Regions from separate parts of the Homo sapiens genome. Here region 2 is linked to region 1. The links are chromatin contacts, found by Hi-C in ENCODE. All regions are on one chromosome and are shown on one strand. Each heading gives the region's core, a stretch centred on a gene start or an enhancer-like site at or near the end of the contact. The rest is flanking DNA. Distances are from core to core; before and after follow the strand shown. Region 1 holds the start of RTEL1 (regulator of telomere elongation helicase 1). Region 2 holds the start of PCMTD2 (protein-L-isoaspartate (D-aspartate) O-methyltransferase domain containing 2).

The links. Hi-C counts contacts between places; a loop is a spot of excess contacts on that map. Pooled maps may share reads with other maps.
Region 2: a loop to region 1 is called in a map of CD4-positive, alpha-beta T cell, with 10 times the contacts of the local background. The contact joins the promoter of PCMTD2 here to the promoter of RTEL1 in region 1. A Hi-C loop is called at or near these places in 2 of 168 maps with a recorded cell type or tissue (CD4-positive, alpha-beta T cell and CD8-positive, alpha-beta T cell) and 6 of 50 pooled maps.

The regions. Positions count from the first base shown.
Region 1 is chr20:63,654,389-63,661,354 of GRCh38, forward strand. RTEL1 (regulator of telomere elongation helicase 1) reads left to right here and starts at 3,924. Exons shown (of 35, transcript NM_001283009.2): 1 at 3,924-4,078; 2 at 4,845-5,116; 3 at 6,910-6,966. The coding sequence starts at 5,015. It overlaps RTEL1-TNFRSF6B (RTEL1-TNFRSF6B readthrough (NMD candidate)), which reads left to right and starts at 3,422. Exons shown (of 38, transcript NR_037882.1): 1 at 3,422-4,078; 2 at 4,845-5,116; 3 at 6,910-6,966. RefSeq lists enhancers at 3,619-3,858, 3,889-3,978, 3,999-4,158, 4,279-4,348, 4,499-4,548 and 1 more.
Region 2 is chr20:64,253,219-64,260,184 of GRCh38, forward strand. PCMTD2 (protein-L-isoaspartate (D-aspartate) O-methyltransferase domain containing 2) reads left to right here and starts at 2,530. Exons shown (of 6, transcript NM_018257.3): 1 at 2,530-2,652; 2 at 6,724-6,966. The coding sequence starts at 6,748.

The DNA.
Region 1 (6,966 bases), core at 2,674-5,173:
TTGCCCTACAAGCAACTAAGTCATAGGGCCAGGAGCAAAACCCTGAAAACCTCAGGAGACTTGCAGAGCCATGAGGCTGGCTCAGCAACACAAAAGCCAGGGGCAAGCCTCAGCTCTAGCAGTGCGGTGGGAGCACCCAAGGCCAGTCACATCCTAGGGTGGCCTGGAGAGTCCTGACCCCTGACGTGCAAGCCGGCATCATCCCCGGGACTGTGAGTCTGGTGGGGGTGATGCCCAGGAATGTGACATTGTGTGGCCCAGAGGTACCCTTAAGACTGGAGGATCACCAGGCGGGCCCTGACCTCATCACAGGAGCCCTTTAAAAGCAGTTTCCTTTGCCTGGTTGAAGAAATCGGAGGGATCAAACCAAAGAAGGTTTTCTGTTGTTGAGATGAGGGGGCCACGTGGCAAGGATCTGAGAACTGCTCCCAGCCAACAGCCAGCAAGACAACAAGACCTTAACTGCAAGGAAGTGAGTTCTGCCAACAAGAAGAGAATGGGCTTGGAGGCAGGTTTGACCCCAGGGCCTCCACACAAGAACTGAGCCCAACTGCCCACTTGGTTTCAGCCTTGGGTTACTAAGAATTAGGAGGTAATGAATGAGAGTTGTTTTAAGCTGTTGGTTTTGTGGTGATTTGCTATGAAGCCATATCAAACTAATATACACACAGAGGTGTTGGCCCCTGGGCCATTCCTAGGAAGCCAGCTCTGCGAAGGAGGAAGAAGGGCAGAGAGGCACACAGAGCTGCCCACCACAGCAGCTGTGTCCTCCCTGTTGGCCACCACAGTAGCAGTTGGGGATGGTCAGCATCCTTCAGGCAGACTCCAGCCCCGGGTGCTGGAGCTCAGGTGCTAGGGATCAAGAGAAGTAGCCCTCTCTGGGACCTCCAGAGTCTTCTCATGTGGGTGGGGTAGGACCCACCCAGTCAGGCTCAGAGCACCGCAATGCCTCACACTCATTGTGACTCTGGCCAGGCCCTCTCTGAGCCTCTGTGTCCTCATCTGGAGCACAGGGACCAGGTGTGTGGAAGCCCGTGGCATAGTGCCAGGAACACAGTAGATGTGCACAGTGTGCACTAGCAGGAACACACAACAGGGGTACTGACTGTCAGCACCTAGGCAGGCACACGCAATGGGGTACTGACTGTCAGCCATACTGACTGTCAGCGTGCTAGCAGGCATACACAACAGCTGTACTGACAGCACACTAGCAGGCACATGCCATAGGTGTACTGACTCTCAGTGCACTGGCAGGCACACGCAATAGGAGTAATGACAGCATGCTGGCAGGCACACAATAGCTGTACTGACTGTTTGCCCCAATATAGTGCCAGGTCTTGGAGCAGATTTTGACTTCTCACCAAGATCAAATGCAGAAAGTGCACGAGCATTTCAAAGATGTTTTTCACATGCACATTAGTGCTAGTTAAAAAAATGTTTTGACTGGGTGCAGTGGCTCACAACTGTAATCCCAACACTTTGGGGGGCCGAGGTGGGCAGATCACCTGAGGTCAGGAGTTTGAGACCAGCCTGGCCAACATGGTGAAACCCCATCTACCCTAAAAATACAAAAATTAGCCAGGTGTGGTGGCAGGTGCCTGTAATCTCAGCTACTTTGGAGGCTGAAGCAGGAGAATCACTTGAATCCAGGAGGCAGAGGTTGCAGTGAGCCGAGATCCCACCACTGCACTCCAGCCTGGGCAACAATATCAAGACTCCACCTCAAAAAAAAAAATGTTTTTCATAAAGTGTGACTTTTATCAGACCTCTGCATTCTTGAAATTAACTCTGGCTTGGCTGGGCGTGGTGGCCCACACCTGTAATCTTAACACTTTGGGAGGCTGAGGTGGGCAGATCACGAGGTCAGGAGTTCAAGACCAGCCTGACCAACATGATGAAACCCCATCTCTACTAAAAATACAAAAATTAGCCGGGCGTGGTGGCATGCACCTGTAATCCCAGCTACTCAGGAGGCTGAGGCAGGAGAATCGCTTGAACCCAGGAGGTGGAGGTTGCAGGGAGCCGAGATCGCACCACTCTATTCCAGCCTGGGCGACAGAGCAAGACTCTGTCTCAAAAAAAAAAAAGAAAGAAAGAAATTAACTCTGGCTCCTAGAAGGAGCCCTATATCTCAGCAGGACACTCAGTCATTCAACAGACATCTGTCAAGCACCTGCTGTATGCTGGAGCTGTGGGTACGTCAGCAATTAGAGGAAGAGGGCAGGGGTACAGGAGTTCCTGACCACCCCAGGCCAGCACGCTCCTATAGCAGCTGGCAAGGAGCAGATGACTCAGACTTCAGCTCAGTCCACAGGACAGCCTTTTCTGGCCACTGCTCTCAGGAGATGAGATGTGTGGCTGCAAAAGGTAAACTCCTGGCTCCTGAGCAGGCTCTGGGCAATCTGCTCAACGCTCTGTGCCTCACTTTCTCACCCAGAAAGTGTGGACAATGAGAGGACTTATCTGGCTGGGCGCGGTGGCTCACGCCTGTAATCCCAGCACTTTGGGAGGCCGAGGCGGGTGGATCACCTGAGGTCAGGAGTTCAAGACCTGCCTGGCCAACACGGTCAAACTCCATCTCTACTAAAAATATAAAAAATTAGCCGGGCTTAGTGGTGCACACCTGTAATCCCAGCTACTTGAGAGGCTGAGGCAGGAGAATCACTTGAACCCAGGAGGTGGAGGTTGCAGTGAGCCAAGATTGTGCCACTGCACTCCAGCCTGGGCAAAAAGCCAAAACTCTGTCTCAAAGAAAAAAGAATCATGGCAGAAGGTGAAGTCTATGTTAGTCCCAGTTCCCAGGTCGTACATGGCGGCAGGAGAAAGAGAGAGAGAAGGGGAAACTGCCACTTTTAAACCATCGGGTCTCCTGAGCACTCACTGTCAGAACAGCCTGGAGGAAACTGACCGCATGATCCAACCACCTCCCTCCAGGTCCCTCCCTCCACACGTGGGGATTACAATTCGAGGTGAGACTTGGGTGGAGACACAGAGCCGAACCATATCAGCATGTATGGGGGGCACTGAAACTTGTGCTTGGTGCCCATTCATTCAACGAGTGTGTGTGGCTGGTCTCCTCATCTTCAACTCCCTGCCGAGTCTCAGATAGGCAGCCTGCAGTTCCTTCACCACAACAGGCACATGGGGCTGGGTGCCAGTGAGTGCTGGGGCTTCTCCGAGCACTATCTCACACCCAGGAGCGTGGGCACGCATGGCATTCGCATGTGCCGTCAGTGGACATTAAACACAGCCATGAAGAAGCCACGAAGAAGTGCTGCCTGCCGGCCGTGCGCGGTCACGCAGCGCCAACTCCCTCCTGGGGCCTTCTGGGGCCTTCTGGGGCATGGGAGCTGGGGCCGCCTGAGACAAACATCCGTGACGCTGGGCTGACCCCACAGAACGGTGCGGGCCTCGCTCTTGGAGTCAGCCCTGCTGCCAGCCAGTGCCGGGTGCTGGGGACTCAGGGAGGCCCGCCGGGACCACTGCGGGACAGTGAGCCGAGCAGAAGCTGGAACGCAGGAGAGGAAGGAGAGGGGGCGGTCAGGGCTCTCAGGAGCCGGGTCCTGGGCAAGGCGCAGCCGTTTTCAAATTTTCAGGAAAGCGGTCGGCTCACACTCGAGCAGTAAAAAGATGCCTCTGGGGAGGAGGCCCGTGCAGCTCTCCGGGCAATGGTGGTGGCTCGGCCTAGAGAGGCGGTAGTGGAACGCAGACCCTGGTGGGGGAATGACATCAAGGGAGGAGACGGGCGGGACCCCAGATTTCTGCCTGTGGGCGATGGAAGTGAGGTTCACTGGCCAGCGGAGCCGGACACAGAACGCGCAAAACGCCGTGTAGGCCTGGAGGAGCCGAAGAGCAGGCGGACCCCCTCCGCGGGGGAACAGTTTCCGCCGGGAGCACAAAGCAACGGACCGGAAGTGGGGGGCGGAAGTGCAGTGGGCTCAGCGCCGACTGCGCGCCTCTGCCCGCGAAAACTCTGAGCTGGCTGACAGCTGGGGACGGGTGGCGGCCCTCGACTGGAGTCGGTTGAGTTCCTGAGGGACCCCGGTTCTGGAAGGTTCGCCGCGGAGACAAGTGAGCAGTGAGTCGCAGTGACCCTACAAGTGGTTCTTTTACCCGAGCGGCTCGTAGGCGCGTTGCGGTTTTTCGAAACTACAGCTCCCGGCAGGCCCCAAGCCGCCCTCGGGGCCGCGGGTCGGCGGATTGGCCGCGCTGCATTTTGGGACCTGTAGTTTCCTGCGCTCGTGGCGCTGGCGCCGCGGCGTTGGCTGAGCCCTTGACCGGGGCTGGAGGGAAGGGCCGACATTCAGTGTGTCCGCGTCTGTTCTGTTAGTCCCAGTTCCCGGGCGGGATTGAGGCTTAGAGAAGTTGAGTGATTTGCTGAGGGCTGCACGGGTTGGCATCCCGGCATGCTCTTTCGCTACTTTGGCTGCATCTGGTTGCCCACCCGGGCGGATGGGGAATGGACTCCAGCCAGCCAGGAGGGCAGAGGGCTGGAGAGGCAGGGCCGGAGGTTCAGACCCTCCGCTCTGACGTTGCGCCTGGTGAGGCCGGGAGGGGTGCCGCTTGCCTCTTCAGCCCTCACGCTCTTGTGGAAGTCGCGGAATTACTGCAGGCGGAACTTGCAGCACTGTGGGCGTCTTTTCCAGAGAAGGACGGAGTTGTGGGGCGGGAGGATAAGGCAAGGCCCAGCCACTTCGCATCTTCGCCCCGCCAGCTCCTCGAGATGGGATATACCAGGGTTGCTCTCCAACCCTCTCCGCAGGAGGGACTGATGGAAACGCCTGGGAAAGTAGCCCGGTACCCACAAAGGCTGTCTACAAACAGAGTCTTACTGTCTTTCCCAGGTCTGTGCCATAGGGATTCTCGAAGAGAACAGCGTTGTGTCCCAGTGCACATGCTCGCATCGCTTACCAGGAGTGCCCGAGACCCTAAGATGTTCGGAGTGGTTTTTTCGCACAGACCCGAATAGCCTGCCCCTCAGCCACGCTCTGTGCCCTTCTGAGAACAGGCTGATATGCCCAAGATAGTCCTGAATGGTGTGACCGTAGACTTCCCTTTCCAGCCCTACAAATGCCAACAGGAGTACATGACCAAGGTCCTGGAATGTCTGCAGCAGGTAGAGCACAGGCCCCGAGGAAAGGACTGCGGGTGGGTGGAGCTTCAGCCAGGACGGGGTGTGCTTCCCTCTCCCGGCCCATTCCAGCCAGGCCCCTCCGGGCCAGAGGCAGCGTCTGTCATAAAAAGGGCTGGTGTTCCAGGTGGGGTCAGAGAGAGGATTGACAAGTAAAAACGATCGTCCTTTGAAGGGGGCCGGCCCCTCCACACCTGTGGGTATTTCTCATCAGGCGGGACGAGAGACTGAGAAAATGAATAAGACACAGAGACAAAGTATAGAGAGAAAAGTGGGCCCAGGGGACCGGCGCTCAGCATACAGAGGACCTGCACCGGCACCAGTCTCTGAGTTTCCTCAGTATTCATTAATTACTATTTTCACTATCTCAGCAAGAGGAATGCGGCAGGACAGCAAGGTGATAGTGGGGAGAAGGTCAGCAAGAAAACGTGAGCAAAGGAATCTGGGTCACAAATAAGTTCAAGGGAAGGTACTATGCCTGGATGTGCACGTAGGCTAGTTTTATGCTTTTCTCCACCCAAACATCTCGGTGGAGTAAAGAGTAACAGAGCAGCATTGCTGCCAATATGTCTCGCCTCCTGCCACAGGGCGGCTTTTCTCCTATCTCAGAATTGAACAAATGTACAATCGGGTTTTATACCGAAACATTCAGTTCCCAGGGGCAGGCAGGAGACAGTGGCCTTCCTCTATCTCGACTGCAAGAGGCTTTCCTCTTTTACTAATCCTCAGCACAGACCCTTCACGGGTGTTGGGCTGGGGGACTGTCAGGTCTTTCCCATCCCACGAGGCCATATTTCAGACTATCACATGGAGAGAAACCTTGGGCAATACCCGGCTTTCCAGGGCAGAGGTCCCTGCGGCTTTCCGCAGTGCATCGTGCCCCTGGTTTATCGAGACTGGAGAATGGCGATGACTTTTACCAAGCATACTGCCTGTAAACATATTGTTAACAAGGCACGTTCTGCACAGCTCTAGATCCCTTAAACCTTGATTCCATACAACACATGTTTCTGTGAGCTCAAGGCTGGGGCAAAGTTACAGATTAACAGCATCTTAGGGCAAAGCAATTGTTCAGGGTACAGGTCAAAATGGAGTGTGTTATGTCTTCCCTTTCTACATAGACACAGTAACAGTCTGATCTCTCTTTTCCCTACAGTCCTTGAGGGTGACAGACTTAGGAGTGCCTTGGGGGCCTCTCTGAGGAGCAGCTGATATTCACGGGTCAGGAGGAAGCATTTCCATTAGAGGGGCAGCCGGTGGCCAGCCTCACTTGGAAGGTCTTTGAACCTCGGGGGTGCAGGGAGGTGGCAGTGGTGCAGGTTGCCTTCTCCTGGGTTCCTTGAGGTGCCCTCTTGTACCCGGCTCACACCCTTCCCCTCCCCGAGTTTCCTGCTCAGGTTCCCGTCTGAGAGCTTGTATGTAGGACGTCAGATAGGACAGCATAAATGTTTGGATCCAGAAACGCAGAACAGTTTCCTATTTTGAGACTTGACACCTAATTAGTCATCTTACTATTTAAGCTGAAAAATAGTGTCGTGTTTTGGGTAACGTTCTGCAAATCGTTTGCTAATGGCGGCTGAGTTGCTTCACGCCCTTTAGGGCAAGAGTGGGACTTGCCTGTGGACTTCTCCGCGGTCCCACAGGGCTCTCGCCACCTGGCAGTGGCCTCTGCATCTGCAAAGAGCTGCCCGCTGGCTGCCGAAGCTTGTCTCAGGGCAGCTTGTGTGGCCTCGCCTCTTCCTGGCTTCCCCGTAACCCTTGCTCCGAACTCCGTTCAGAAGGTGAATGGCATCCTGGAGAGCCCTACGGGTACAGGGAAGACGCTGTGCCTGCTG
Region 2 (6,966 bases), core at 1,280-3,779, 600 kb after region 1:
TCAGCTGTAGCTGGTAGAGGAGCGGGGGTCATTGTTACTAACTTGGAGATGATATGTCTTAGATTTTGTGGGTGGCACAGTTACCCTGTTTTTGTTTGTGCTTAGACAAAATTATGACGTGGCCTTGGATCATGATGGTGCTCCTCTACAAAATTATTTATGTCCAACAGGAGACCCCATGGCCTCGATCTGAGTGCCAGGCCAGCTCCTGATGTCACGGTCCACTTTTCTTCTTGGAGGTCATACTAGTACCTATTTCATGGAAATAACCCATGTAGAGTGCTCAGTATATACCCTGTGAAGGGTTATGAATGCTGATGGTAGTGGAAGCTGATGTGGAGGGGAATGGTGGAGACACCTTGGAAAACCAAGCAAGAGTCTGAAGTTGTGGCAGGCCGGGTCTCACTAACGCAGGCCTCCATTACAGCTGTCCCAGCACGGACTGAGTAGCCAGGTTAAACATTAAAAGCTGATTGAGCCAATGCCCTTATACAAAGGTTGGAATGTAACAAAGAGCCCACCAAGAGTTTTGCCTAGGCTCTTCCTGGGCCTTGAAGCATGACAAGATAACGAAGGAACTCTTAACAGGACCCTTTTTAGGATTAAACAAGTTGTATTAGGGATCTGAAGAAACTCCCCAGGCCTCCACAAACAAGTTTATGGGGGTCTAAAGGAATTCCCCATATCATTATGATTTAGCAGGAGACAAGATAAGGGTAATCACCCCAGCACCTAGACCCATTTAGATTAAGTAAACTTACTGAGGCTCCAGAAGAGGGTCTTCAGGACTCAACCTTAGTCATAGATTAAAAGAAGTTAATCACTTATGTCTGTAGATGAATGCACACTTACATGTAGACATACAGCTTAGAAGGTATACGAGCTTTGGAAAACTTTGTAATTTTGAGTTGGTATGGTGATAATTTCCAGGCCTTCTCCTTGTAACCGGTTACAGAAATAAAACCTCTCTTACTCTCCAGCTCATTTGCATCTTGTTATTGGGCCAGGAGAAGTAGTAGCCCGACCCTCAGTTGGGTCCAGGAACAAAGGGAGTGTCTGAAGACAGCAGTGATGTGATCACCTGTTTTAGGAGGACCACTCGCCAGAGCCCAGGGGAATGGTGGGAGGGGTGGGGAGAGGTGAGGGGAGCTGGGACAGGGCAAGGAGGGATGTATGGAGGACGTGTCCCCTGGCAGTAGGAAGAGAGTCAAGGATGACTCCAGGGCTTCTGTAATTTGAAACAGTCACAAATAACCACAAGCTCTCAGGTGGAAGGACACTGAGAGCCCCATGAAGGTCATGAGGTGGTGGGCCACCTCAGGTCCGTGGATCCAGGACCATGGATCAACAAGAGAAGTGAGGTCTCCCTGGGACCACATAACGTGGTGAAGGCACCGGCCTTTGGTTTTCAAACTCTGCTCCTAAGTGGAGCTCCAGGGTCTGGGGAGGAATGCCGAGTTAGGAGGGAGGCGGGAACCGGAGACCCAGGCCCACTCGTCCGCCCCAGCGACGCTGGCACTTGCACATATGAGGCGGCTTGCATGGCTGTGCTTGAAGAAAGGGTTCTGCAGCTACAGCCTATCTGCAAAGCCCCACGCGAAGTTTGGGCAATGGGCTGTGTGAACCCAGAAAATGGGAGACAGGTCTCAGTTAATTTACAAAGTTTATTTTGCCAAGGGTGAGGACGCGCCCGTGACACAGCCTCAGGAAGTCCTGACATGTGCCCAAGGTGGTCGGGGCACAGCTTGGTTTTATACATTTAGGGAGACAGGATACATCCATCGATACATGTAAGAAGCACATCGGTTCGGTCTGGAAAGACGGGACAACTTGAAGCAAAGGCAGGAAGACTCCAAGCGGGGAGGGAGCGTCCAGGCCACAGATAGGTGAGACACCAACGGTTAAATTCTTTTGAGTTTCTCATTTGCCTTTTCAAAGGAGGCAAATCAGATATGTATCTATCTAAGTGAGCAGAGGAGTGACTTTGAATGGAATGGGAAGCAGGCCTGCCCTAAGCAGTTTCCTGCTGGAGTTTTCCTTAGTGATCTTGGGGGCCCAGGATATCTTCCTTTCACAGCTGATTTCACAAAGCCGGCTGGGTAGGAGGGCCCCAGGGCCGGGTGGCCGTCCGCGTGGCAGGGCGGGGGTCCCAGGGCGGCTGTGCTTGGTGCTGGGAGGCCGCCCGAGGGCAGCGCCGGCCCCGAGTCAGCAGCCGCAGGGCACCCTGGAGATGCGGAACGCCCCCAGCCGTGGGTCAGCAAAGGCGTCTCAGGTGACCCTTAGGGAGGGCTTCTGAGGCAGCCCGTGCGGGGTCCGTCCTGGCTGAGCACTGCGCGGACGGCGCGCCCGCGAGACTCGGACCCGGCCTAGGGCTCAGCGAGCTCTCAGCGGGGCGGGCGGACGCAGGCAGCCCAGGGGAGTGGGGCCCGCCCTGCGCCGCCATCACCCCTTTAAGTGCCAGGCCCGCGGCGCATGCGCAGTCAGGCCGTTGTGCGCAGGCGCAGAGGCGGCGGCGGCGGCGGCGGCGGCGGATGTTTACGGCGGCCGAGGTTGGAGCGGCGCTGCTCGGCCGCGGACACACGAGGGACGCGCCCGAGGAGCTGCAGGTGGCAGCCCAGGCGGTCCGAACCCGTCGGCCGGCCGAGCCTGGAGGTAGAGCCGCCGCCGCCGCCGCCGCCCCTCGGTCCGGCCTGCGGCGAGCGGGTGGTGTGTCCCCTCGGCCCCTTCCCTCCTCCTTCCCCACCCCCGGCACCCCTGCGCCCGGAGCTCTCCTCTGGGGGCGTCGCTCCTCCCCACCTCGGGCACCCTCACCTCCCCCCAGCGGCCTCCAGGGCGTCCCGCGTTTCTCTCTCCGAGCGCTCGCGGTTTCCCGTCGGTCTCTCCCGGTGCCCGTTGCTCACTCACACTCTTGGGTCTGGTTAGTCCAGACCTGCAGCTTGTCTTTGACTTCCCAAGTGGGAAACGTTTGCAGTTCCAAGGCAAGCCAAGAGCTAAGGTTTAGAACAAAGTCTGCCTTGGACCCTTTCAGAAGATGACAGGATTTTTTAAAAAAATAATTGCGCCCCCCCGCCCCGTGCCTTGGAGATAGTAAGAATTGGAGCAGAGCACTGGGACTTCAATTCACGCATGGAAAGAGATCTTTGTTAGTTGGAGGAAGGAGAACTTGCCTGAGCTTCGGGCCTTTGTTTTGTTTTTGTGAGAGGGACGTGTCTCCTAAATGAATGTTTGCTCCAGCGTTGCACCTCAAATAAGTCACCTAAATATCCACGCCCTCTTTATCCACCCCCTCTTTACTCGTGTGACTAGAATAGTTTTCATTTTTCTTCTCAAGGGAATGGCTAAACAGCTCCTATCTGGGCGTTTGATAGACTGTCATTCAAGAATGAGTGAAGTTGAGGTGCCTATAAGCAACTCAGAAATTGTTGTGGCCACGCTTGGGGGAAATAGAGCCCTACACTCAGGTGATGAGAGGAGACCTCAGAGGTGACCGATCCAGGGCCTTGCTCCCTGCGCCACCCCAGCTCGTACCTCCAGTGGAACTTGGCTGGGCTTATCAAGAGCTCCTTTCATTCATTGCAACTTCATTTGTTAGAAAGCTTCTCTGTGTATTTAGTAGGCATTGTCTCCAACATGTACCACTGGTCTGGCTTTTGTTAGGCCCATTAATAGTGTACATGTGACAGCCTTTCAAGTATAGGTGCTCCCCGGCTTACGGTGGGGTCGCATCCCAGTAAACACATCGTTAAACCTGAAGTCGAACCATCCGAAGTCGGAGACCATCTGTATTTGAAAAAAGTCCCTTTGCATTGCTTGTAAGAGTTCTGGTTTTCAAGGTGAGAAATCTGTTTGTGTGTTTGTTTGATCATTCTGCCCAAAGGAGATGTGGCTTTGGGTCCTTTTCCCCACTCATCTTCCACAATGAATTACTTTGTCCATATTACCCTAAAGAAGTGACATCCAAGTTGGAATGTGATCTTCCGTATGTCGCCTCCCAAAACCCCACTACCATAGCTTCATGCTTGTGTTGACACAGCCACAATCACAACTCAGGTGTCAGTTCTGAGACCTTCCCATGCCTGTCGCCACTCAGCAAGTGTTCTTCATGTGCCCTGGCAGTTCGCATTGTAAGGAGCAGCCAGGTTGTTATGGACTGTTGCTAGTTACCACAGAGTAGTGAATTATATTAAGGATTAATTACAGCAGACAATGTGCACAGTATCATCGAGTGCAGCGTTCTAAAAATGATTCTACACTTTTACTTTGAAAAATTGGATTTGACCAGATTGTAGAATCTGGGTGAAAATGATAGGATTTGGTTTGGCGAAGAGCTTTGTTGTCGGTGTTTTTGGTGACATCATGACTGATCATATCGATGGTTTTCAGTGCGAGGGAGTGTTAGATTACCAGACAAAGATGGTAATAAATATCAGACCCCACAGCTATTCACATGGATCCTACCAGTGGCAATAGGTATAGATAGGGTTACCCCATCGTCAAAAGGTTACCGGTGTGTTGTGTGGTAAAGAACGTTGCTGTCTTGAGTATTTTTAAAAGCTGCACTGGTGTGGTATTAAAAACACAGGCCTTTTGCCATACAGTCCTGGGTTTGAATGCAGCCCCCTCCTCACAAACTGGCTATGTGATCATGAACAAATTAACCGGCCAGCTCCAATTTGCTTCTTAATGTTGTGAAGTGTAAATGAGGCCATGACTGGCAGGTGGTACCTGGAAAAAGGTGCTTGTTTTTACTAAAAAGCTGTCTGAACTTTCAAATTAAGGCAGAGTTCAAAATAAGTGATAGTTACTTAGTGGAAAATGAAACCTATCCAACATACAGTTTGAGGTTACCTTCTAGAGATGTGGCATTGAGACAATGTTGGAACATTATATACAGGCTTCTGGGTGAAGAGGTGGCTTTGACTGAGGACGGTATGCGATTTTCCAGCTCTTTTCCTAAATAGACCCTTAAGCATCCAAACACATGATTCCGCTTTTAACCACTGACCCAAATTTTAAGATGACTGTGGTAGGCTAGGGTGCAGCCTCAGAACTGAGTGGCTTATCCAGGATTAAAGTTGACCTCATTAGGACTTAATTCCATCTAAGTCTAAGTCAGCTGGCTGTGGACCGTAATCTAACAAGGGCTCCGAAACAATTCAAAAAATTCAAAAAGGGTGTGAAAATTTAATGACTGGACCATCCTATTGATTTGCAAAACCTAATATTCAGCTCTAAAATCTTGAGTGTGAAGATTGAGTGTTCCACCATAAAAATAGAAGAGAATTTGTGTTAAGCTATACCCTTCACACTTTTTGTTCACTTGTAAGAAACTATGTGATTATTTTCATTCCTGGGAAAACCTCCCACCGCTGTCTCCAGTTGTGTACGTGGGTGTGTATGAAATCCGCCCCAGGCCCCTTGTCACCCCACAGTATTTCTTTACGATCCTCATTCTACTGTTAGAAATCCAGAGGAATGTGAGGAGGAAAGCAAGTATAAACTTCATCATAATTATAACAAGTTGTTAAAAAGGTTGTGTTCATTTCAGAAAATGTCTTCATGAGGTCTGGTGGTCTTTTTCCCTGACAATTTGTATCTGGTGTTTTGTAAAGCATTACCATTTTATATGAAGTTAAAGCAGTTACTTTGAAAAAGTTACATGGGGTAAGTATAAAATTGGAAAGGATATTTTTGTAGTTTTAAGAAGAGTAAGACTTCTCCGCGTGAAAAAGTGTTTTCTTGTGAATTAGCTGAAGCTACCCTGTATTTTAATAGTTAGGCTCAGAGGTGACACATGCTGTGCTTTTTCTTCTTGAAGGCAGGTTGGGAGAAGGTAAGACAAGTAGTTGTTATTTTTAAAGAGCTGGGAAAGCTGCGTATCATGCAATTGAGGAGGGGCTGTAGGAAGTTCTGGTAGCAGCCCCTCCTACACTTAAACTTTAGCCAGGAAGCTGATTTTGCATTTGTTAGAAAAAGGTATTTGTCACAGTACGTTCAATTTGGGAAGAGTGTTTTCTTGCTGTTTTTGTCTAAAATTTGAACATCAAAATATCCAAATCAACAGGTCAGATGGATTGCTTGACTTGGGTGGGTACTTTTGTGTATGTTGGGGATATAGAATTCCCAGATGTAATATAGGACACCACCTAAAGTTTTTTTTCTTTTCTCTTTTTTTTTTTTTTTTTTTTGAGACAGAGTCTTGCTCTGTTCCGCAAGCTGGAGTGCAGTGGTACGAGCTCTGATCACTGCAACCTCTGCCTCCCGGGTTCAAGTGATTCTTCTCCCTCAGCCTCGCCAGTAGCTGGGATTACAGGCATCCACCAGCATGCCTGGCTAATTTTTGTATTTTTTAGTAGAGACGGGGTTTCACCATGTTGGCCAGGCTGTTCTTGAACTCCTGACCTCAGGTGATCCAACTGCCTCGGCCTCCCAAAGTGCTGGGATTACAGTCATGACCCACCGCACCCGGCCTAAATTTGAATTTCAAATAAACGTCAAATAACTTTTAGTATTGTTGTTTACCTTAATTTCCAATTGAACTGGGATTTTTTTTCCTTCTAAATCTGGCATCTCTGGGTGGGGCAGGGGATGAGGTGGGTGTTGACAAAAGATAATCTATTATTTTCAGAATTCAGAATTTCAAATTGGTATCTGTTTAGAACTTCTATTGTTCTGCTCTTACCTTTAACATAAATCGCTCTTTTTAAACATTTTTAATTATAGTATTGCCTAAGTGTAATCTTGAACATGGGCGGTGCTGTGAGTGCTGGTGAAGACAATGATGAGCTGATAGATAATTTGAAAGAAGCACAGTATATCCGGACTGAGCTGGTAGAGCAGGCTTTCAGAGCTATCGATCGTGCAGACTATTATCTTGAAGAATTTAAAGAAAATGCTTATAAAGACTTGGCATGGAAGCATGGAAACATTCACCTCTCAGCCCCGTGCATCTACTCGGAGGTGATG